Linked DNA regions of Homo sapiens: all the other regions are linked to region 3. Evidence: chromatin loops called from intact Hi-C (ENCODE). Cell type or tissue: MCF 10A. All regions are shown on one strand.

What was found. Hi-C counts contacts between places; a loop is a spot of excess contacts. Peaks named below come from ENCODE experiments on the same cell type or tissue, not always from the same donor. Only the 100,000 strongest peaks of a DNase experiment are listed, where the experiment ranks them.
Region 1: it touches region 3 in a loop (17-fold over the local background); 64 of 110 quality-filtered maps call a loop at or near these places.
Region 2: it touches region 3 in a loop (4-fold over the local background); 15 of 110 quality-filtered maps call a loop at or near these places.

Annotation. Positions count from the first base shown.
Region 1 is chr14:88,165,331-88,173,330 of GRCh38, reverse strand. It overlaps KCNK10-AS1 (KCNK10 antisense RNA 1), which reads right to left. Exons shown (of 2, transcript XR_944121.2): 1 at 7,013-8,000. Among named protein-coding and RNA genes, the nearest start is that of KCNK10-AS1, 8.7 kb to the right of the region's middle. In MCF 10A, a CTCF peak has its summit at 4,609 (motif pointing right); a DNase peak (open chromatin) is centred at 4,600.
Region 2 is chr14:88,229,094-88,237,093 of GRCh38, reverse strand. The region is part of intron 3 of KCNK10 (potassium two pore domain channel subfamily K member 10); the gene reads left to right. Among named protein-coding and RNA genes, the nearest start is that of KCNK10-AS1, 72 kb to the right of the region's middle. In MCF 10A, a CTCF peak has its summit at 3,028 (motif pointing right); no DNase peak of the experiment used is centred here.
Region 3 is chr14:87,941,818-87,949,817 of GRCh38, reverse strand. It overlaps GALC (galactosylceramidase), which reads left to right. Exons shown (of 17, transcript NM_000153.4): 13 at 1,940-2,090; 14 at 4,085-4,265. Among named protein-coding and RNA genes, the nearest start is that of GALC, 47 kb to the left of the region's middle. In MCF 10A, no CTCF peak of the experiment used is centred here; a DNase peak (open chromatin) is centred at 4,647.

The sequences.
Region 1 (8,000 bases), 220 kb before region 3:
TAAATCTTTGGTCCATATTGTGTCATTTTTTGTATATAATGAGAGATATGGGGCCCAGTTTCATTCTTCATAGCTATTTAGTTTTCCCAGTACCATTTATGTCCTTTCTCTATTACCTGTTTTTGTTGACTTTGCCAAAGATAAAGTTGGTTGCAGGTATGTGGCTTTATTTCTGGGTACTCTATTCTGTTCCATTTGATCTACATGACTTTTTTTTTTATTCCAGCACCATGCTGTTTTGTTTGTTACAGCTATAGCTTTGTAGTATAGTTTGAAGTGAGATAATGTGATAGCTTCAGCTCTGTTTCTTTTGCTTAGGATTGCTTTGGCTATTTGGGCTCTTTTTTGTTCATATGAACTTTAGGATTGTTTTTTCTAATTCTGTGAAAAATGACATTGTTAATTTGATAGAAATTATGCTGAATCTGTAGATTGCTTTGGGCAGTCACTTTACCACTATTGATTCTTCCTATCCATGCACATAGGATGTTTTTCCATTTATCTGTGTCATCTATAATTTCTTTCATCAGTTTTGTATTTCTCCTTGTAGAGACCTTCCACATCCTTGGTTAAATGTATTTCTAGGTATTTTATATGTTTTCGTGGCCATGATAAATGGGATTGAGTTCTTGATTTGGTTTTCAGCTTGAGTGTTTTTGGGGTCCAGAAACGCAACTGATTTTTGGATGTTAATTTTGTATCCTAAAACTTTACTGAAATTGTTTATCAAATCTAAGAGTCTTGAAGGAATCTTTAGGGTTTTCTAGGTATAAAATCATGTCATCAGCAAATAGATAATTTGACTCCCTCTTTTCCAAGTTGGATGCCTTTTATTTCTTTCTCTTGCCTGATTTCTCTGGCTAGGACTTCCAGTACTATTTTGAATAGGCAGGGTGGGAGTGGACATCCTTGTGTTGTTCCAGTTCTTAGGGAGAATAATTTCAACTTTTTCTTATTCTTGATGTTGGCTGGGGGTTTGTCATATATGGGCTGTTACTATTTTGAGGTATGTTTCTTTGATGTCTATTTTGTTGAGGATGTTTTTTCATGAAAGGATACTAGATTTTATCAAATGCCTTTTCTGTATCTATTGAGATGATCATATGGGTTTTGTTTTTACTTCTGTTTATGTGGTGAATCACATTTATTGATTTGTGTATATTGAACCATCCTTGTATCCCTAGAATTTTCTTTTGATGTGCTATTGGATTCAGTTCACTGGTATTTTGTTGAGGAACTTTATGTCTATATTTACCAAAGATATTGGCCTGTATCTTTCTTTCTCTGTTGTGTCCTTGCCAGATTTTGGTAACAGGATGATGCTGATTTCATAGGATGAGTTAGGAAGGAATCTCCCCTCCTTGATTTTTGGGAATGGTTTCAATAATATTGGTACCAGCATTTCTTTTTACATTTGATAAAATTTGGCTGTGAATCTGTCTTGTCTTGGGCTTTTTTTTCCTGTTGAAATATTTTAAATCACAGATACAATTTTGTTACTCTTATTGGTCTGTTCAGGACTGCTGTTTTTTCCTGATTCAGTCTTGGAAGGTTGTATGTCTCTAGGAATTTATTAACTTCCTCTAGATTTTCTAGTTTGTGTGCACAGAAAAGTTCATAGTAGTCTGTGATGATCCTTTTTACTTTCTGTGCATTTGTAATGTCATCTTTATTATTTCTGGTTCTGTTTATTTACATTTTCTCTCTTTTTAATGTGGTTATTCTAGCTAGTGGTCTATCAATTTTGTTTATCTTTTCAGTGAACCAACTTCATTTCACTGATCCTTTGTATAGTTTTTTTTGGTCTCAATGTCATTGAGTTCTGTTCCAATCTTTGTTATTTCTTTTCTTCTGCTAGCTTTGGGTTTATTCTTATTTTTATAGTTTCTTGATGTGTGATGTTAGGTTGCTAATTTGAGATCTTTCTTTTTGATGAAGGCATGAAATGCTATAAACTTCCCTCTTAATACTGTTTTTTCTCTGTTCCAGAGGTTTTTGTATGTTGTGTCTCTATTTTCATTTGTTTCAAAAATATTTTTGATTTCTGTCTTAATTTCATTGTGTACTGAAAAGTCTTTCAGGAGCAAGTTGTTTAGTTCCCATGTACTTGTGTGGTTTTGAGAATTCCTTTTGGTAATGATATTTGATTTTAATCCATTGTGATATGAGAAGATACTTGATAGGATTTCATTATTTTGAATTTATTGAGACTTGCTTTACGGTTAAGGATATGGTCAATTTTACAGAATGTTTTATATGCAGATGAGAAAAATATTCTTCAGTTGCTGGGTGGTATGTTCTGTAGATGTTTATTAGGTCCATTTGGTCAAGAGTCCAGTATAATTCCAGAGTTTCTTTGTTAGTTTTCTGCCTTGATGATCTATCTAGTACTGTCAGTGGAATGTTGAAATCCTTCACTATTTTTGTATGGCTGTCTATATCTTTTCTTAGGTCTAGCAGAATTTGTTTTATAAGTCTGGGTGCTCCAGTGTTGGGTGTGTATATATTTAGGATAGTTAAGTCTTCTTTTCTAATTAAAGTATGTTTTATCTAAGAATAGCAATTCCCTACTGTTTTTTGTTTTTCATTTGAGTGATAAAACATTTTTCATCCCTTTACTTTGATATTATGGGTGTCTTTATACATTAAGTGGGTGTCTTGTAGGCAGCAGATGGTTGGGTCTAATTTTTTAAATCCAATTTGCCAATGTGTATACTTTAAGTGGAATATTTAGGCTGTTGACATCCAAGACTAATATTGACATGTGAGGTTTGTTTCTTTGTTAATATTGACACATGAGGTTTGTTTCTTAGTGTTGCTAGCTAGTTGCTTTGTAGTCTTAATTGTATAACTGCTTTATAGGATCTGTGAACTTTGCCCTTATGTGTGCTTTTATGTTAGTGAGTATTGTTTTGTCTTTTTGTTTCTGTTTAGAACTACTTTGAGCATTTATTGTAGGCTAGGTCTAGTGGTGATGAATTCCCTTTGCATCTACTTGTTTGTGAAAGACTTTATTTCTCTTTTGTTTATGAAGCTTAGTTTATTAGGATATAAAATTCTTGATTGGCATTTTTTTTTCTTTAAGAAGGCTGAAGATAAGCCCTCAATGTCTTCTGATGTGTAAAGCTTCTCCTGAGAAGTCTGCTGTTAGTCTGATGGGATTTTCTTTATAGGTGATTTGACCTTTTTATCTAGCTGACTTTAAGATTTTTTCTTTAGCATTGATCTTGATGGTCTGATGTCTGTATGCCTTGGTGATATTCATCTTATATAGTACCTTGCAGGTGTTTTCTGAAATTTTTGTAACTGAATGTCTACCTCTCTAGCAAGATCAGATAAATTTTCCTGAATTATTGCCTCAAATATCTTTTCCAAATTGCTTACTTTTTCTTCTTCTCCTGTCTCAGAAATGCCTATAAGTCATAGGTTTGGTCATTTTTACATAATTCCATATTCCTTGAAGGCTTTGTTCATTTTTTTAAAAAAATATGTTTATTTATTTTTATCTGACTGAGTTAATTCAAAGGACTGGTCTTCAACCTCTGAAATTCTTCTGCTTGATCTAGTCTATTGTTAAAGCTTTCAACTGTATTTTGAAATTGCTGTAGCAAATTTTTTATTTCCAGAAGTTTTGCTTGTTTTTAAATATAGCCACCTCAGTCGGGTGTGGTGGCTAATGCCTATAATGCCCGCACTTTGGGAGTCCAAGCAGGCAGATCACTTGAGTTTAGGAGTTTGAGATCAGACTGGCCAACATGGTAAAACTGTCTCTACTAAAAATACAAAAGCTAGCCAGGCGTGGTGGCCAGCACCGGTAGTCCTAGCTACTGGGGAGGCTGAGGCAGGAGAGTTCCTTGAATCCAGGAGGTGGAGGTTGCAGTGAGCTGAGATCGTGCCACTGCACTCCATCCTAGGTGACAGAGCAAGACCCTGTCTCAAATATGTATATATATATAACATATACGAGACATACATATGTTGAATTGTTTTTCCGATTTCTTTATGTTTGTTTTCAACTTTCTCTTGGATCTCATTGATCCTTGAACTTTCTCTTAGATCTCATTGATTGCATTGAGGTCTTCCTTACAGTCCATATGTTGAGTTCTCTGTCATTTCAGAATTTTCATGTTGGTAAGGATCCATCGCTAGAATGCTAGTTTGATCCTTTGTGTCAGAACTGTTTTTTTGTACTGCTAGATTTCTTGAGGTGATTCCTTCTCAACTAAAGAAACTGTCGCTTCTAACTTTTGAATTTGCTATTGTTTGGCTAAGACTTTTTAAAAATTTATTTTCCCTAGAAGGTATGACTGTGTTGTATATTGTGTATGACCATTTGGTTTCATTTCTGGGTGCTTTCAGGGGACCAAGTCTCTGTATGGGTTCCTTGGTTATGGAAAGCTTTTATGCAGTGGTTTTTTCAAATACTGCTTGTTGGAGTGATGTATTGGGTCTATAACACACAAGACTGATGCATATTGACACACTATCTTCTGCAGGGCTGGGAGTGTGGAGATCTTAGGAAGCTTGTCTCCCACGCTAGCACTGTGCCCTTCTGGCAGGCTTATTTGGTGGTGCTGTTTGGTCTCCATGCCAGTAGGTGGCACTAAAGAGTAAAAGCTGGCTAGCCCTTGAGTAGCCTGGTGATGAGTGTAGGCATCTGCCCTCATGTGGAGTGGAGTTGGAGTGAGGGGGTGGTGGGGGAGTTGTGCTGGGATATGTTGAGGTCTCAGGGCTGGGGGCAGGGGTAGGGGGCCGCACCAGCTCCTTGCCCTGGACAGGCAAGAACACAATCTGTTTCCCTATCATGCCCCTGTCACAGGGCTCAAGACTTTCCGTTTGTATAGACGTTGTCCTTTAGCTTCTGGCTGCAGTGTGAGTGAGGTCTGCAGGAATCCTCCTCTGGTGGCTACCACTGAAATGGGCTTGGGACAGAGCCTCTTCCCCCAGTCTAGGACAGACAGCGCTGCAGCTTGTCTGCCATCCATTTCTGGGATGCTGCCACTCTGTATAGGAAGAGAGAGATAGGTCCCGCCCTTCATGCAAGCCTGGGGTATAATGGGCTCACTTTTAACAGGGGTACCGTTGCTGCAAAGAGCCCTGGAAAGGCTGTCTCTAAGTGCACTCACGCCAGCCCCCATCAGGGAAAGCCTCTGCTGTGACTGCAATGGTGGACAGGGGGAGCGGAAGATGACGCCCTCTCCACGTTTGTCCCTGGTCCCTGGTGCTGCCCCCTTTAGCAACTGGCATCACCCCAGTGTGTTCTTTTTTTTTTTTTTTTTCACCAAAGGGGACTTGTACTTTCCCTTCCCCTCTCCTCCCTGGTTTATTGTGTTATAAGATGTAGAGAATTGGCTATCCGTGCAGCAAGACAGCACAATGTGACTCCCATTAAATAAAAACAATGCTCGTTGCTTACAGTGGTAGGGGATTCTCCCCACTTCTATACTATAAGCCCAGGCTTCTGGGTCTTTTCTGACAAAGAGACCCATAGATGTCCCAAAGGCGATTAGAACAAAGTAAGAGGAGGCCTCTTAAAAAGATTTTAAAAAAATCAAGAGGTTAGAATTTTCCGGGTTAGAATCCCCCAAAGATACTGTACATGAAGCCCTTGCCTCTGTGTTAGGTACACACATACACACACACAAAATTAATGACTCTATTCTTAAATATTTAACTACTTATTATTTACTATTAAAGAGTAAACATTTAATTATTTCTACTATTACTAGTTTTATCCTCTGCTGTTATCTATACAAAAAAGTATAAATGATCCAGTGGAAAAACCTCACAACTCATTGTTTGGCCACTGAAGGCAAATCTGCTTCCTCAAAGAATACATGTCCCTTTTCAACTTGCTTTCTTTTCTTTTTGAACTTGTTTATTTTTATTCCAAAGAGAAACTGAAGAGCCTTTCAACAGTTGCTGGCCCATCGAGGAGTTTAAACCTGCCAGTCTCTCATGTGCATCAGAACCAAAATGCAATTACTCTTTGCTCTGTGTGTGTATGTGTGTGTGGGTGGGTGGGTGGGTGTGTGTGGCATCCTAGGTACCAGACAACTTCAGTGACTTGCTCAAGGTCACACCCACCAGCGGTGGGTGATGGGGCCGGGATATAAAATCAAGACATGTTTAACTCCAGATCTCACCTTCTTCTTATTGGCACTTCACTGCCATGAAGCCTCTAATCCACTATGAAAACCACATATAATAGAAGGAATGGGGACTCCAGGAGGTACCACCCACTTCTCTGCACCACCTGGGGCCAGGGAATCTTATCTCTTCCCCAAGTCACTTGGATGAGTTTTCGTGGCCAGACTACTGACTCCAGAGGTTAGGAGTTCTTTTTCCCATGGGTAGAAAAATGAGCAGCAAACAACATGGGTGCTCTCTGCCAATGGAGACTTACTCCCAAGCTCTCCTTTTGCTGAATCTTGGCTAAAGCATGCAATTAAGAGTCAGGTTCAAGGAAGTGGGATGCATGGTAATGACTCATACCTGAACACAAACAGCATTCCACCCTCCCTCCCGTCTGTTCCATTTTAGGTGAGGAAGCGCATCAGCTCTCAGGTTATGATCTGGCTGTAATACTACAGTGATGCCAGGGAAAGTCAGAAAATTCCCAGCTAGCATGTCAGGCAGCCCAGGATAGGGAGTGTGACTTGCCCAAGGTCTTAAAGGGAAAAGGCGAGGTCATGTCTTTGCTTTCCTCTTATCCTGTCTCCCTCTTTTATTCCCTATGACCCATCCTTTTAGAAGCAGTAAAGGGCAAAGTTCTGGTAGAGGGAAGTGGGTGGACTTACCGTTTATGTTGACATTTAGAATACCACCCACACTGGACCTCCTAACCACACCAGACCTCCCAACCCTGATGCTTTTTCTTCACTATATGTGGCTCCCAGAGAGAGAAAATGGAGGTTACAGGTTCCTTTTCCACCTCTCCCTCCTTTCTGTTTCTCTTTGCTTTCATATTCTTGAGCTCTGTGATTAATCTCCAGCCTGCGAAATAACTGACCTTTAGCCAGAGGCTCCTCTTGCAGGTTGAGATGGTTTGACTGCAGGTGGTACTGTTGTATCCATCATCTTCATCTGTTTCATGAGGACCCTTTTAAGTTTTGCATGATTCTATTCAAAAACACCTCTTGGCATTTAGAGATCATTTCGCATTGAGAGAGGCCACTTCTCTCTGGTCTTGGGAGGCCAGGAAGACTGGCCTGGGGGAGATTTGGGAGCTGGGGGTATTAATGGTATTTGTGTGCACTTTGGGATTCAGTCTCTCTATGCCTTGTGAATGTTTACAGTTTTTCTTTCCTTTTTTTACTCCCTAAAAGGTCCATCCCATGAGTCTTGCAGGGTGTAGGAGGGGTGGGTAGTAATGGTGCAGAAATGGGCATCACGTGCGATGGGCCTTGAGCATTGTGCCTTTCTTTAGCACGGATGTGACAGGCAGTGGCATCAGGTCCCATTTTCCTGCCTTGTGCAGAACCTGTGCCACTGCCCTGCCACGCCAGGCAAAGGACTCGAAGGCCCTATTTCCTGGGTTCACATGAGTCAAGAAAACCTTCCTTTGTCAGCCACTGGATAATTACAATAAAAGGGGTATTGCCCCCTTCACTGCTGTCAAACAACAGATTCCTCCCTGCCCTCACAGTCTGCCAGGACACTCCACTGAGAGCCCTGCATTGCCAGTGGCAGGTCTCTGCTATCCTGCTCTCCCAACCCCCACTTTCGGGATGTCTTTATGAGTCCCAAATCACCATTCCTCTTTACTTCCAAACTCCTCCTCAGGAACCAGCCATCTTAGTCCAGATTGTCTGAATGCAACAAAACAATAAAGGGAAACCATCCATTTTGCTGTGGCTTAGAATTGTGGTAACAGCCACAGAATAATATTTCTCTGGCACTGCCCCCTGCTGCTCTGTAGGGCTCCAGCACTCCCCTCCCCCCAGCCCAGGTTTCTCTCAAATAGTCCCAAGAGTCCCTTGATGGTGACTCTTTCATGA
Region 2 (8,000 bases), 290 kb before region 3:
AAGCAGTGGCAGGGTTTGAGAAGATTGATTCCAATTTGAAAAAAGTTCTACTGTAGGTAAAATGCTATCTAACAGCATTGCATGTTACAGAGAAATTGTGAAAGGAAGAGTCAATGGATGTGGCCAACTTCTTTGTTGTCTTATTTCAAGAAATTGTCACAGCCACCCCAGCCTTCAACAGTCACCGCCCTGATCAGTCAGTAGTCATCAACATCAAAGGAAGACCCTCCGCCAGCGAAAGCATTATGACTTGTTGAAAACTCAGATTATTATTAGAATTTTTGGTAATAAAGTATTTTCAAGTTAAGGAGTATATATACATTTTTTAGACCTAATGCTATTGTACACTCAATAGACTGTAGTAGAGTGTAAACATAACTTTTATATGCACTGGGAAACAAAAAAGAAAATGTGTGACTCATTTTATTGTGGTGGTCTGAAGTCTAACTCACAATGTCTCTGACGTATGCCTGTATAACCTCAGGGTATGTAATTTAGATTTTAATTTGTTACCCTGATATTTGCATTTGTTTTAGTCGTAGCTCTATAGTTAGATATCATTAATGTTCATCTCTAGTCCTTTTGCTGTGGTTTATCTCATGATCACTTACTTGGCTGAAAGTCATCTTCAAGTAGTTGCCTTAAGAATGGCTCAGGGGAGCAATATTCTGTGAGATCTTGCATTGTTCACAGTTGTAGCTTAACATTTGAAGGATAGTTGAAACAAAATGAAATCCATTTTATTGACTCACATTTTCTTTTTCTTTTTTTTTTTTTGAGACTGGGTCTTGCTCTGTTGTCCAGGCTGGAGTACAGTGGTATGAACATAGCTCACTGCAGTCTCCAACTCCTGGGCCCAAGTGATCTTTTGGCTTCAGCCTCCTGAGTAGCTGGGACTACAGGCGCATACCACCAGGGCTAGCTAATTTTTAAAATATTTTGTAGAAGCCAGGTCTTGCTGTGTTGCCCAGACTGGTCTCAGACTCCTGGCCTCAAAGGATCCTCCTACCTTGGCCTCCCAGAGTGCTAGGATTACATGTGTGAGCCACCACGCCTGGCTTTACATTTTCTTTTTAACTGGTCTCACAGGTGTTGCTCTTCTGTTTCCCAGTTTTTATGCAGCTGTTGGGGGAAACCTGATGCCAGCCTTTTTTTCCCCACTTTTATAGGTGACTTTATCTTTTTGTTCAGTGACTTAAAATATTATTTCTCTTTCATCTGATAACATTACTAGGTTTTGACTCTTTTATTGCATTAAAGTTTTCTTGATTGACATCTTTAAACATTTTCTTTGCTGTGTGGTTTTGGTTTTGTTCTTTGGGAGATTACAGCTATACATATATTGTAACTTCTTTGCTCATCTTCTATGTCTCTCATTTCTCTTCTACTTTTTAACTCTTAAAATCTAGTTTTCATTTTGTTAATTTTATTCTCCCTATTCCTTTAGTTTGTATGTTTTCCACAATGCCTGTGCTGCCATGAGCTCCTTCCAATTTTATTTTTTGTTTTTGTGATCAATAGGGAATTTTTTCCTTTTCCTGTTTCTTTCCTGAATTTCATAGCTCACATTTCATCTTCACTTGTTGTTCCATTTTTCCACTGATTTCTTGAATTTCTACTTTTTGGCTTCTCTGTGAAGATTCTTAGAGATGATTATTTCATACTTGGTCACAATTTTTGTCTGATTTTGGAAACATTTTTCTGGTGAGCCTCTTTCCATCCATTGGTAAGTTTTGCTACTCTTTTCACATTTTTTTTCTTATGGAAGTTTTATATTTATGCTGGGTCAACTTCTTTTTAAAATACCTGGCCCCAGGCAAACTGGATATTCCTGGACCAGCTTTCTGCCAAATGATTTCATGGAGTTGGGGAGAGGAGAGCAGGGTGAGTCAGGGTACCACCTTCCAGACAGCACATCCTAACTCTCTTCATTTCTGTGACAGAGTGTTTCTGCAAATAGGGTCCTTCTGTATTATTTCTGTCCTACCTCCCTGTTTTCTGAACCAGATCAAGTTCAGGGTGGCTTCTGCTGCTCTCCCTCTTTATCCTATGTTTCATGCTTGGTAAAAACAGGGACATCTCTTTTGAAGTTCAGAGTGAGACCCTCCCCTTTATACTTGGATATTTTCGGATACTTTCTGAAATTTACCACTTTAGGGCCCTGTCATCATTTTCTGAGCTTCTTCTTTTTATTTTTTGTTCATATGGCTTCTGTCCAATCTCCGCTTCTTTTGGTAGTTCTTACACATATGCTGGAATCTCTGGATTATATCCTTCTTCCAGCTCTGCTGAAAATGAGTTTGAGGATTTTCTGCCCACATACAATTGTGAAGTAGCACTGCAACAAAAATCTTCATTCAGAAGCAGGAGAGACACCCAGCAGTCACTGGTCCACAGCAATGAGGGACAGGCATTGAGAGGCTCCCCCGCCCTCCTGGTGGGGGAAATTCCTTCATTCAAACTTGTTTATACTCTCTAGGAGGAACTCCCTGCCTTATTGCTCTCTGAAGCCCAGCTATGCCTTTTGAGAGGTTCTTTCCTCTGAGGCACAGTTTTGACAATCAACTTCCTATAGGCGCAAATTTCAGAGGCTAACGATTGGTTTAGCGGCACAGGTTTTTGCTTTTGTTTTAAGATCTAGCCTTCAGGACCTATGTTGTTTCTAGGTGAAATCCAGAAAGTCATATGCAACAAGAACATTTTGGATGAAGGAAAATTGCCATTGTTATTTAGAAACACTCTTAATCTAATTATATGACATGCTAGGTTTACACTTGCAAATCTGCAAATATATTGGTGTTAGCTATTAAAAGTATTCAAGATGCCCATGACACCAGTGGGTCTGGGGCTTAGAAGCCTTTTCTGGCACTCTAGGCCAGGTTAGGTCAGCTTAATCCACAGACTCACAGCGTCCAACAAAGGAAGCTGGGTGGCCTGACACCATTTAGTATACGGGCAAAAAGTGTTAGCAACCTGAACAACACCAGAGGGCGTTGCTGTAGTGGATCCAAGAAGACCAATGTCAGGTTTCATTGTGTTCAGCAGATTGTTAACCTGGGAAAAAGTGTCACGCATTGTAGGAGGATCTATTGTACACCAATTAAAATTGAGAAAGTCTGGGCCACTTCAAGAAGTACATTTTGGAAAATGCTCTCTGATACCCGGTATTGGATTCATGAGACATTAGTGTGTATATTGAAGGAAACTCCTAATTTTCTTGTTTCATGACATGGCTAAATGAATGATCTGTCTGCTGCATTGAAAAACACTATGGCTACATTGGAAGGTGCATTAATGGTATTTATTGTGTTAGCTTGTTAGGAATCCAGGAACTTGGTTTATTGAACAACTATGTTTATTGATCCACATAATATTATGTGACTGAGGAATGGTGGCTCCATCTGCCTAATGAAGAACGTTTGATATGCGATGGTTTTTGCCCTTTTTTGTGTGTGTGCTTACACCGGAATCTTTGAGTTTGAGCAAATGGCTCTTAGCCCTTGGATTCTGTTGCCTGGATTCCATTCACTTACTCACCCATGTCCTCATTGTCATATCCCCAGTGGTTCCCTTCCCCATGCTTTGTCCCCAGGCCTCAGGTGAACAATCACCTTGTCTAGACTAAGAAATCCAGTGCTTGGCCACAATTATTAGTTCAAAGATGGACATATGATCTGGATTAGGGGCTTTTGCCGGAGCTTTGGAGGAAATGACCTCTCTTTCTTACTAAAGGTAAGTCTGGAAAGAGACAGGCCTAAGGCACTGCCAGTCATTTTTTTCCCCTTGGGTTGTTCTGCCTAGAATTCATCAAACACTAAAGAAGCAGAGTGAAGAAAAGGAGTGGTGAATGGGGTCTTGTTTACATCATTTGAGCTCTGGATGGTGCTACCCAGGAAGTGTTAAGAAATAAATGTTAAACCCCCTTCTATTTACTGGGGTCAATATATTTTCTTTCGTTGTTTAAGCGAGTGTGCGTTGAGCTTTCTATTACCTGCAAGTGAGAACATCCCAATACATGCTTTGGGTCAGAGCTCATGCAGGGCCAGTGAATATCCTCTGACCTCCACAGCTAGTGACTGAGCCTGCTGGCTGCTGCAGCTGCCATCTGTCATCATCTTTGAGCCACTGACTCTTGATTTAAAGTCTTAGGCAGAGCCATCCTATTTGTTCATGTGCACACATCCTGGCTGCCTAGGAGCTGTTTCCTCTGTGGTGGGAGGCAGGACACTGTGTCATACCAATTATGCACAGGAAGGGGGGCTTTCCCAAAAATCAGAAGGAAGGTGGATGCTGAACAGGAAACTACTGCAAAACAAATGTGCATCAAAACCAAAAGTAAAATGCAAAGTCCACTTCAGTATCATTGTACAGTGTTAACACTAGAGATAGGGTCCTTGTTCTATTTAATTTAGAAAACACAATTTTCTCTCTCACTCTTTCTTTCTTTTAATTGAAAAATAATGTATTGTAAGTTGAGCACCATTTAGCTGGCTAAATTTTAACTCCAGAGTGGAGGATCTTTATAGAGTCATACAGTTAGAGAATTCCAAAGAAGCCCTTAATACAATGTAAGTAAGAATAATGAGGTGCAGAAATAATTGTTTTTCCAGTTACTTAGTGGTAAATTCATTTGTTGCATGTGGTCGCAAGGTTTATAAGAAAACTCAGAGCCCAGCAATTCTTCCAGTTCTTCCTGAGCAATTTTCCACTAGTTAGGAGTCAGGAAAGAGGAACCGTGAGAGCTGAGGAGCTGTGTATTTCATTAATTGTGAAATACACAAATATTGGCCTGTTCCCTTGCGATCATAAAATTTGCAACGTAATATTGCAGACATTTTTGCATATTACTAAAGTTCTTTGAAAAGTGTATTCTTTGATGGTTTCTATTGGATCCACTATTCACACTATAATCACATATTCCTGGGAACTTAAGCTGTTTCTATTTTAGTAATAATGTAACACCATGGTGTTAACGTTGTGAAGTGTGGTCTTCATCTCTGGTTGTTGCCTTGGAAAGGTTACCAAGGGTTTGCTCTGTCAAAGGAAATGAAAGGCTTGCCAAATTTCTTTCCAGAAAGGCTCTCATGAGCAGCTTAAGGTTATGTACTTTTCAGACATAAAAAATGTGTTTATTAGGTAGAATGTGTATAGACACACTTTGTGAATAATAGAATCTTTTCTGAAAAGCAGCGCTACTCCTTAGTATCAGAGATCCCTTTTATCTGAGGATATCAAAGCACTTCTTTTTGAAGAAGGTTTTTCTTGTGCTGAGATATATGGAAAGATTTACAAGTGTATAGCAAACGGAATACCTTCAGGCACTTCTCCAGACCAGTAGCCACGCCAGAAGGAAGAGCAGACTCTGCTCTGTCAATGACAGGGCTGCACTGCACCCTAGTCCCTTTCTCAGTAACTAATTCAACGTGAGAAAGTCCCACCTGCCTTTGATTATTGGCTCAGCTGGTGGGTCCCCCGTAACTAGCTTTTCTAAGCTGGATGAATGATGCTCACTTCTATGTGCAGATGCTTTTTCACAAGCTGTCATTTGTAGAAGGACAGCGAGCGATCAGGTTCTTACCAATATCTGTGAAATGCGATTAGATTTTAGTCTGTGAGGCATTTTCAGATTGAGCCACCTGACTCTGCCCACATCAGAGAGAGAGCCTCTGGTCAGGACCAGGTGGTAGCCAGTCACTGCGTCACTAGCCTGGCAGCCTCATTTAAGGGTTGTCCCTATCAAACTATCGAGGCACCTGTTGGTACTTACCCAGCACTGGATTGGATGTTTATTTTTTATTTTTATTTTTATTTTTCAGAGAAGGGGTATTGCTTTGTTGCCTGGGCTGGAGTGCAGTGGTGTGATCATAGCTTACTGTAACCTCAAACTCCTAGCTCAAATGGTCCTCGCGCCTCAGCCAACCAAGTAGCTGGAACTATAGTTGTGCACCACCATGCCGGGCTAATTAAAAAAATTTTTTTTTTGTAGAGACAAGGGCTCACAATATTGTTCAGGCTGGTCTCAAATTCCTGGCCTCAAGTGATCCTCCCACCTTGGCCTCCCAAAGTGCTGAGATTATGAGTGTGAGCCCCACTTGATTTAGATGGGATGTTTAACCTGTGCCTTTGAAAAGAGCAATCACCATGGCTAACATTTACTGAGTTCTTACTAGTTAACGTGCATTGTGCTCCACATACATTATCTCATTTAATCCTGCATAACCACATGAGGTGGGTACTGTTATTAGCCTCATTTTATCTATGAGAAGACTGAGGCCCAGAGAAGTTAAATAACTTGCCCGGTATTTCATAGTTAGTAAGCAGTGGAGTCCAGCTAGATTCACCAGGACCAGCTACATAATTTGTGGCACCCAGTACAAATTGAAGTGGGGTCCCTTAGAGCATTAAACCAAGCACAGGACCCATCTAAGCGTGGGCCCTGTGGGACTGCACAGGGTGCACATCCATAAAGCAGCCCTGCCTGCGCAGACAGACTGGTGACCATAATAAGAAAGCACACTCTCAACTAAACAAGTAGGGCTGCACAACACACAGTTGGGCCAAGATTTGACTTTGGCACGTAAACAGCAAGTGGAAGCCTTTGTGTGCACTCCTCAGGCACAAGTCCTCTTTAAATGCCAGCTTTCTCTTCCTGAAAAACGGGGAACTCTTTTCTAGCCAGAGGTGAACAGATCTGAGCTCATCCTGGTGCTGTGCGTTCATTACAGCCTCCCCTTGGCTGTTTGCCCTTGTGGAGTTGGTTGTCTTCTGCTGAAAGTCACCACCTGATGCTGTGGGTGCTATGGGAGAACAGTGAAGTTTCTGGAGGGAAGATAGGAATCAACCGCCTGTTTTCTCCTGGGACTGAGTTTTCCTGGAGACATATTGCTCAGAAACAATTCCTTCCCACAGTAAAGCACAAGGCAAACGGGGTGCTTAGTTTGCATCATATTTCACAGGTATTTAATCTTCACATGTAACTCTTGCTTTGCATGTAACTCATTTAATCTTTAATAGCTATGGGTAGGCACTTTAATAGCCTTGTCTTTTGATGAAGAAAGTGAGGGAGAGAGATTAAGAATGTGCCTATGACCTGAGAGTTGGTAAATAGAAGAATCAGAACAGAAATCTGTGTAGTCTCTAGTTCTAGAGCCTACAGACAACTGTCACACCTTACTTCAAAGTTCTACCCAAGCATTCTAGAAGGATGAGCAGGGCAGTCAGAGAGGCGGGGTGTAACTAGATCCCCAAATCCAGAAATGTGGTCTTCCCATTGCCTCAGAGCAAAGCTCCAAAGTGTAAGTGCTGGAATTTTCCCAGAGTGACAGTGTTGAGGGTCAAACAGTCTCTCCTTATAGTTCACCAAAGGCATGGAGCACAAATACACTCACACACACGCCCATGCATGAGATACAGCATCACTCAAGAATGATGACTTTCTGTCCACTGGGCAGTGTGTCACCAAAGAAAGATGGCTGTGAATATATTTAAAGGCTTGTTTGAGTATTGCATCACTCATGCTCTTACCCAAGAACTTAGCTTTAATATTATTTTTGTGTTCTAGTCAACAAAACACTGAACAAATAAGGAACCAATTGTGATAATAATAATAATAATAATACTTTGCATTGGTACAGTACTTTACAGTCCATTGATTTTTTTCTCCCTGCATTTTCCTTGAGTACCTCTGACACTAGGATTTGCAGATGTTAAGTGGGTCTAAGGAGAACCAGGTAGTGTGAGGTGGAATTTGATCCAGATCTTTCATCTCCTCACTTCTCCCTGATGCTCCGTGGTAAGCCACAGTGCCTTACCCAGGAGGTGGGTGGGGGTGGTCATCTCTGAAAGCTGGAGGAAGGGGGTGTAGCACTTGTCAGGATTAATGAGATGCCTGTTCATCCAGTTCCAAGCCTCCACTTGTTTGCCTATGTCTGCAATATATTTCTTTCTGAGACACTTGGACAACCTATATTCCCCAAAGTTAGGCTATTGTGAGACAGTCA
Region 3 (8,000 bases):
TGGGTATTCCAACAGTAAAACAGTAAAAGGGCACAGAAATGTCATTAATTAAGAATTTTTATTTTTATAAGTTTGTGTGTTTATAGATGTGTTTAGCTCTTAGACATTTAGTTTGTCTTGGTGGATGGTGACGCCATCACCTGGCTTCCCAGGTTGGAAATTTAAGTCCCATTTGAGACTCTCTGTCTTTCCCACTCACCCTCTGTATCCCGCCAGTGGTCAAGTATAGACAGTTGTATCCACACATTTCTCTTACTCACTCCTTATTCTCCATTACCACCGTTACTTCTTGTTTCAGTTCTTCATTATCGCTCTCCTGGATTTCAGAAACTGCCTCTTGTTTTTCCAGTCTGACTTTCCAGGTCACCCATCACACTGCTACAGAGTGAAATGTCAAAAATGCAGATCTGATTTTTGTGACCACTGTGCTCAGAGGACCTCAGTGATTATTTTCTTAGAAGTTAACATTCCTTAGTGTAGCACATGGCCCTCATTATCCTCCCAGAAGGTAGAAGACTGGTCTTCTTCCTAGAGATGTGTCCTACTAAACTGGCCTCTCTTCACATACTAAACTTACATTTTTCAAAGCATAGCATGCCTGTTTATTTACCTCTGTGACTTTGCACATACTGTGTTCTTCACCTAGAATGGCCTCTCCTCAACTTTGTCATCTTTTGAGACTCAATTCAAGTGTCTTTTCCTCTGACGCTTCCTCACCAGTCTTAGCTCATATTCACCTAGGGCCATGTGCTTACCTAGTTAAATGCTTTTCCTGCACCACTGGACACCTTGAAGACTGAGCCTTGCCTTATTTAGCTTTATATCCCAGGTGCTTCCCACAGTGCCTCATCCATGGTGCTTTCTGGGGAAAGGTTTCAAAGAACGAATTGGCCCAAACAAGCACATTATTTCACTTAATTGACACAAGTCTACCACTTTTTCTGGTTATTATTAATGTTCTGATAACCAACTAGTCACTAACAGTGATAAAACACCTTATTATGTATTAAGTTCTGAAAAAAAAGTTCATACTTTTTGTGTAACAAATTGCTAGGAATGGCATAATAAAATTGATTTTCCTCATAAGAAAAATAATGTCATTTGGGGTTATTCTTCAACCTGAATATAACGGTCAGGTATTTCATAGATCTGATCATCAATTTACCATTAAAACAAGGATAATAACTCCTTTTATTCAAAATAGAAAAAAACTGTTCAAATTTCATAAAAGGATTCCAGTGTCTTCAGAGATCTACATTTAGCATAGAACAACTTTGATACTGGGAGCGTTTTCCATTGGTCACACACTAAGCTTAGCACTTTAAAAGCATTATCTGGTTTAATCCTCACAGCAGTCTATAAGGTATGTATTTTTTCCTCATTTTGTAGATGAGGAGATTGTGACTTAAAGAGATTAAGTTGCCAAGATCGTAAGTGTGACATAAGCCTAACTTGCTAGTTGAAATATATATTGATCATAAAATGAGCAGGATTTTTCTCTCTTAATTGTAAAAGGATTTCTGTGATTAACAGCTGGGTCGACAGTGATATTTTATGAATTTTTTTACCTTAGTAAATTACTGAGAGAAAAAAGCAGGTCTCTTAGTTGCATGTATCGAATATATCCAAGCTTTAAGGAGCTTACTGTGTAGTGGAAAAGAATAGGCTAATAGAAATAGATTTTGAGATTATTTAGTCCTTCCTTCCATGAAGTAAGGTTGTTTAAAATTATAAAGCATAATTTTATAAAGTTTTCTAAAATACTTAGGAAAAAAAGATTCCAAGGGCCTTGATATTGGTGAGTTTTCCACAAATGTTTAGGAAGTTCTAACAGAAATGATTTGGACTTTTCTTTAAGCTAATTTTTTTAAAGCTATTCTGTCCACATGAGATGAGCTATAGTACCTGGTCCTGAATACAGTAGTGTCTTCTTTTTCAGCTCCTTGACAGCGATGGCAGTTTCACACTGAGCCTGCATGAAGATGAGCTGTTCACACTCACCACTCTCACCACTGGTCGCAAAGGCAGCTACCCGCTTCCTCCAAAATCCCAGCCCTTCCCAAGTACCTATAAGGATGATTTCAATGTTGGTGAGTATTTTTCACTAAAACTTAACTTGGTCTCTATATTTAACAGTAGTGTGTTGATTTCTACCTGTCAAACTGGGTGCATGATGGAGTGGCTGTCAAAAGCACATTCATTTACCTCCTACATCTCATATGCGGTAAAAGGAGGGCTAATTTTTTGCATTACTTTATGGTAAATCTAAATTTGAGGACCCTGTATTTTTCAGTTTCAGAAAAAAATATAGGGTTCATTGTTAGAATGAAAGTTATAGTTCTGATTTGTTTTTGGTGAAACTTAAACTTTGTAACTTTGCTACTGCCCCATTAGCCATTACTGACATCTTCCTTCTGTGTGGAGGTTAAGACACATTCATATCTGTCTTTCTGCAGTGCTAGTGAACTGAGTGCTTATGGGCAGTTATGTTGTCCTTGGCTGATCCAACTCATTATATACCATCCCGTGCTTTTTTTTTAATTGAGCTTTCTTGGTTTTCTAGGAAGATCTGTCCTAAAGTTGTTAGAAAAGTTTTTGGTTATAGGTGATTTAGGAAAACCACTTGGAAAAAAGTTAGAAGACATGGTCATTGTAGTTATATTCCTAGTGAGTAAGTAACAAAATTTGTTGACTGCTTGGTGGTGTTCTGTAGGTTTATGGGTCTCACAGACAGGGTCAGGTGGCTTTGTAATCTGCTCCTAAAATCTGTAGCAGCAGGAGAGTAATAGGGAGGGAGCTGGCATTGCTGGAGCATCACTTGAAGCTCCTGTTTGCTGCAGAGCTGCTTGTTCCACCAAAGATGGACACTCCTATCACCCTTTCCCAGTCACTGCTACAGGGTCTCGCCTCCCTTTCTCAGGAAATGATCTAGTTGGCTGGAGTATAAGGCCTTTTGGACTGTGTAATGGAGTCCTCTCAACTATAATACAGACAACAGTGATCCTCAGGGGGAGCTTGGTGGTTTGTTTTTCTGCAACTCTTTGAAATGGCCTCTTAGATAAACCCATTAATTTTGTGAAACACAGGGTCTTTAAAATCTGTTGCTCGCTTGGTTCTCTGTTAGCAAAAGTGACTTTTGCCTTCAGTAAGTGAGGAATCTGTGTGGGATATGGCCTAGATAATGAGATTGAAGAACTGCCAGCACCAAGACCAATATTTTGTGACCCTGAAGACTAAGAGGCAATTTCAAACCTTCAAATATAAAATGTAATACTTTATGAGCTACAATATAAATTTAAAACTAAGTTAAATATTATAAGCTAGGCTCTGGAGATACTTGTTAGGGTTCTAAATGTCTCAAATGAGGTAATGAATGCAAAAACACTTGGAAAAGCATGAGGTATAAGAGCTATAAGATATGTAAAATTTCTCCTCTACAGCATTCATTATTGTAAGACTATAATTTAATTTAGTAAAACTAAAAAGGGATTGATAACTTAGGCCCAAAACTGGTTTTTGCTGCAGTTTAGAAGTAGAAGAAAATTTGTAAATTTTATGCTTGATATAGTAAACCTTTCTTATGCTCTTTTGGCAGATGATTGTGACGCATGATTTGGAACCTTGCTTGACAGATATTAGAAATAATAAAGCTATCCCTTATTGAGCCCTTGCCAGGTGCTGGCTTATGTACCTGTTATCTTTTCTTTAATTCTCTTGTCCTCCTGCAAACCTGGAAATGAAGAAACTTTAGATGCAGGGCAGTTAAATAGCTTGTCCAGGGCGACAGACTGAACTCGAATTTGAATCTAGGTCTTACTTCAAAACTCATGACCTTTCCTCTACACCAGATGCCTGGATTAAATATTATGCAGCATCTATATGTCGAACTCATCATCTTGATATTTAGTAATGATGATACAAAAATTAATGTATCTTTATTAGACCTAGGCCCTAAACTTTGGTTTAGATTTTATTTATTTATTTAAAAGCTTTCAGAAGTGTTTCAGACATACTATAAAATATCAGCAAGGAGAGCTTCTGAAGGATTTGATACTAAACAGAGAATTTCTTACATTCTGAACAGATTACCCATTTTTTAGTGAAGCTCCAAACTTTGCTGATCAAACTGGTGTATTTGAATATTTTACAAATATTGAAGACCCTGGCGAGCATCACTTCACGCTACGCCAAGTTCTCAACCAGAGACCCATTACATGGGCTGCCGATGCATCCAACACAATCAGTATTATAGGAGACTACAACTGGTAAGATTGATGTTCTCAATGTGGATCTGGCTGAAATACCCTTGTAATATTGTCAGGTACATTTTGAAGTGAAGAGTTTTCAATGGTCCTCCTATTTCAAGAACCTAATAGATGTGTAATATGTAATATTAAGGGTTGTTGAATAGTATGGTGATGACCACAAAGCTGCAAATTGTTTTGCTGCCCCAGTGTCCTTCCCTCATTTTTGCCCTATTTAATAGTGATTATTACAGGAGCAATTTGATTCCAGTATAAAAACTAAGGACTTTTGGACCCAATTATAATTTAATATTTGTTTATAAATAGACGGATTTGTGAGGTATTTTTAAGTTTTTGTTTTGCTGGAGAGTTGATTTGTTGATCTGGTGTTGCCATCTAGTGGACCAATCTTAGAATTACACCGTCTTAGCCTTATTAAAAGATTTACCAGGTGACAGTAGATGGCAATAGTAAAAAGCTAATCAGCTTTAGTCGCCTAGTGAATTTAACTTTTTATTTAGTCATCTGGTAAAGAGACAAGTTATATTATTCACATAAAATATAATGCCAAACTAAAACTTTCCCTTCCTCTTTAGTTACAGAATTTCTATGTGCTGACTTATTCCACCTGTCATGTGTTTCTTTTTCATTTTTTCCTATAACTAGTATGATTCCACTGTGGGAAAAGAAACACATACACATTCCAGGTTTAGAGCTAGTACTAGTAATACCAAGCCACCAAAAAGCCATATCCGAAGCTTGGAAACTGGAGAGGGAAGAGAAAAGAATTCTGAAAAGAGCCTTGAATTGCCTGTCTATGGAGTGTGCAGAAAGTGTTTATCCCTCCTGAAGTGCCTTACTCCCAGTTAGAAATCCTGATTCTAGTCCCAAGCTCTGACATAAGTCTTAAGAAACTTTTAGTTATCCAGAGCCCCTGGAACCCTTATAACACTATGAAGAGTTATTGAGGTGCAGTGAAGAATTCCTTCCTAATTTAGGATGACATTTGTGGCTTGTGTTTTTACGCAGAATTTCTGCTTGTCCCATTGTCTCTGAGGTGGAAACTTTACCTAGATTTTCCAGTTATGGTAGTGGAGTTCTTGGCATCCTTATTTGTGACTGATGGTCTTATTTTAAGTCCAGTGGCTGGGTTTAAGTGTCCAAGGCCTGGGTCCCATTGTTTTGATCTCCAGTTTTGAAGTCGCCGTATAGGAAACTTTTTTTTCTGTGACATCCCCTATACCCCATGCACTTGAATACCATAGAGGGCTCTTTCTAAACTCAAACTCAATCTTATTTCTGGCTGGGACTCCAAAAAGATTGAGAAGCCCCTTAATTGTAGTATAGAAGTGAGATATAGCACCATCCAAAGATTTACTCCCCCAGATCTTCATATATTTGAATCTTCATATACATCTTCACAATTTAAATAGCAATACTCAGTTTTTACTAGGATCTATTGCAGTGGGTAAGGAGGTGGGGACGAGGGATGGGGAAGGGTGTAGAAGGGAAGAGAGTGACATATTCTGAAAGGAAAGGAACCGGGAAGTTGCAATTTTGCGTGTCAAGAAAGGCCTGCCTTCATCTTTCTGAAGCCCTGTTTTCATCATGTTATTCCCCTGCTCAGGAAGATGCAGTGACTCTGTCCTGCTACCTGTGTTTTCCACTTCTAGGCTTGATTTCCAAGACCCTTTATAATTTGGTCTCATCTATTATGTGTTATTTTCCAGTATTCCACCCTCTATTTGAGGCAGCCAGATCTGCTCAGAGATCCACACAAATCCCTTGTTCATTTCTGTTGTCTGGCTGCTGTGCCCACTTATTGTGGGAAAAGGAGGGAATAAAAATTGGGTAATAGTAGGCACTTTGATGGATTTCCCACACAACCACTTTATGGTGGAGATATCATCGTCCCCACCTTGCAGACTGAGAAACTGCATCTTTGGAATAAGATTTACCCAATATTTCACTTGTAAGTGGCAGAACAAGGGCTAGAAGCCGGGTCTGTGTGACTGAGTAGCCCATTCTCTTTGGAGTACATCTCACAGCCTCATTTTAATCATCTTCTTCCTAAAGGTAGGAAATGAGAAATTTGTTTAGTTTATCTGTAGTGCTATTTTAGTAAATCTGCTCTCAATGAGTGCACACTACTCACAGTTTTTAGACTTGTGTTTTGAGTAGAACTTCCTCTCTTATACCTAGATTTAGTCATTTACCAGCACAGTAATTTGATTATATGGGATAGATTGTACTATAACTGGCTACTTCTATCTTGATAGTGAGCATTGGTTGGAATCCTTTAAAGACAATCACAAAATTACCTTTCCCTGCACACAGATGAACTCTCTTGGATCAAATTTGCCTTATGTATTGGCTAGTTTTTGTTCTTTCAGCATTACTGAGAGATTGTGGCTGTGGAAGAATAAACCACACTTTTATTCCATTTCATTCATTATCTGTGAAATTGCCTGGCAAGTTCTGATGCAAGAATCACTTATTCTGGAATGTGGTATATAGAAAAGGAAAGTTTGATCTTCTCTCATTCCAACTCTAAATAGAATAATTTTATGGTGCTGATGGTATTTGTAGCACTTTCAAACTTCTGATGAACCAGAAAGGAGGTAAGGGATGTAAGTACCAGTGTTGATTGCCAGTGGTTTCATGCTGGTGATAATCTATGGAGAGAAAACTCCCTCTGATGTCAGAGGACATACAAGAGAGACTGGGCTTGAGTTACTTAGCATTTATCTTCCTGTAAAGTAGTCCAGCTCTGCTTAGATAATTAAGTGTGGATTGTCCTCCCTGTGTAGCTGATGTAGGTACTTCTGTAATATTTTCCTTTATGTAGTAAAATTTCACTGTGCAAAATTCACTGATAAGACACAGAAATGTAAAAGCCACATAATTCTAGATCTCATTCCCCCCAGCCCATTTCCAGAATGGATTTCTTGGTGTTTCCAGTTTTATGTGAGATATATTGCTTGATTTATGACTTGGTTATGTGCAGGCTTTCTTTTTCTTCCCACTTGCAGTTAGATACTGAGTAGGAAGTGAAATATTTTCAGAGATCATGTTGGTTTGGGGTGGTTGTAGCATTCCAGAAGGAAAGTGTTGTACCTGGTAGCATTTGTAAGAGGAAACCTGGAGGAGAGCTCACTGTAAAAGCTCTGGTAGTCCCTGGACAGCTGAATCTTTTCCCATCTTTGATAGACTGCTGTGGATCAGTGAGCCTAGAACCAGGATTTTATTGCTTCCTTATAGACAGATACTTCATAGGGGAAAATGGTCCTCCAAGTGGCATTCCTGGACGAGCAGCATCAGCATCACCTGGGAACTTGTTAGACATGCACATTCAAGGGGCTGCCCCAGATGTACTGAATCACGCTGTGGGGTAGGGCCAGTGAACTGAGTTTAAGAAGCCCTCCAGGTGATTTCAGTGCTGTTCAGGTGTGAGAAGCCCTCCTAGAGAGTCAACTCTGTGGTCTTTGCAGAAAAATAATTTTAGATCTTTTCTCCTGGAGTTTTAAAGTTTTGTTAGATTTAAATGTAAAAGTTGGCCCCGGAATAGCTTGTGTTCTCTCAAAGGCTCCTAGCATTGCCTTCATTGCCTCTCTTTGTTGATGGAAGTTTGAATAAACATTTTCCCTCAGAATTGTGTGGAACTTTTTACTTTTTAATGTGTTCATAGACAATAGTAGCATTTTAAAATATTGTATTCTTAAGATGAGAAGTTGTTTTATTGTAGAAAAAAAATTT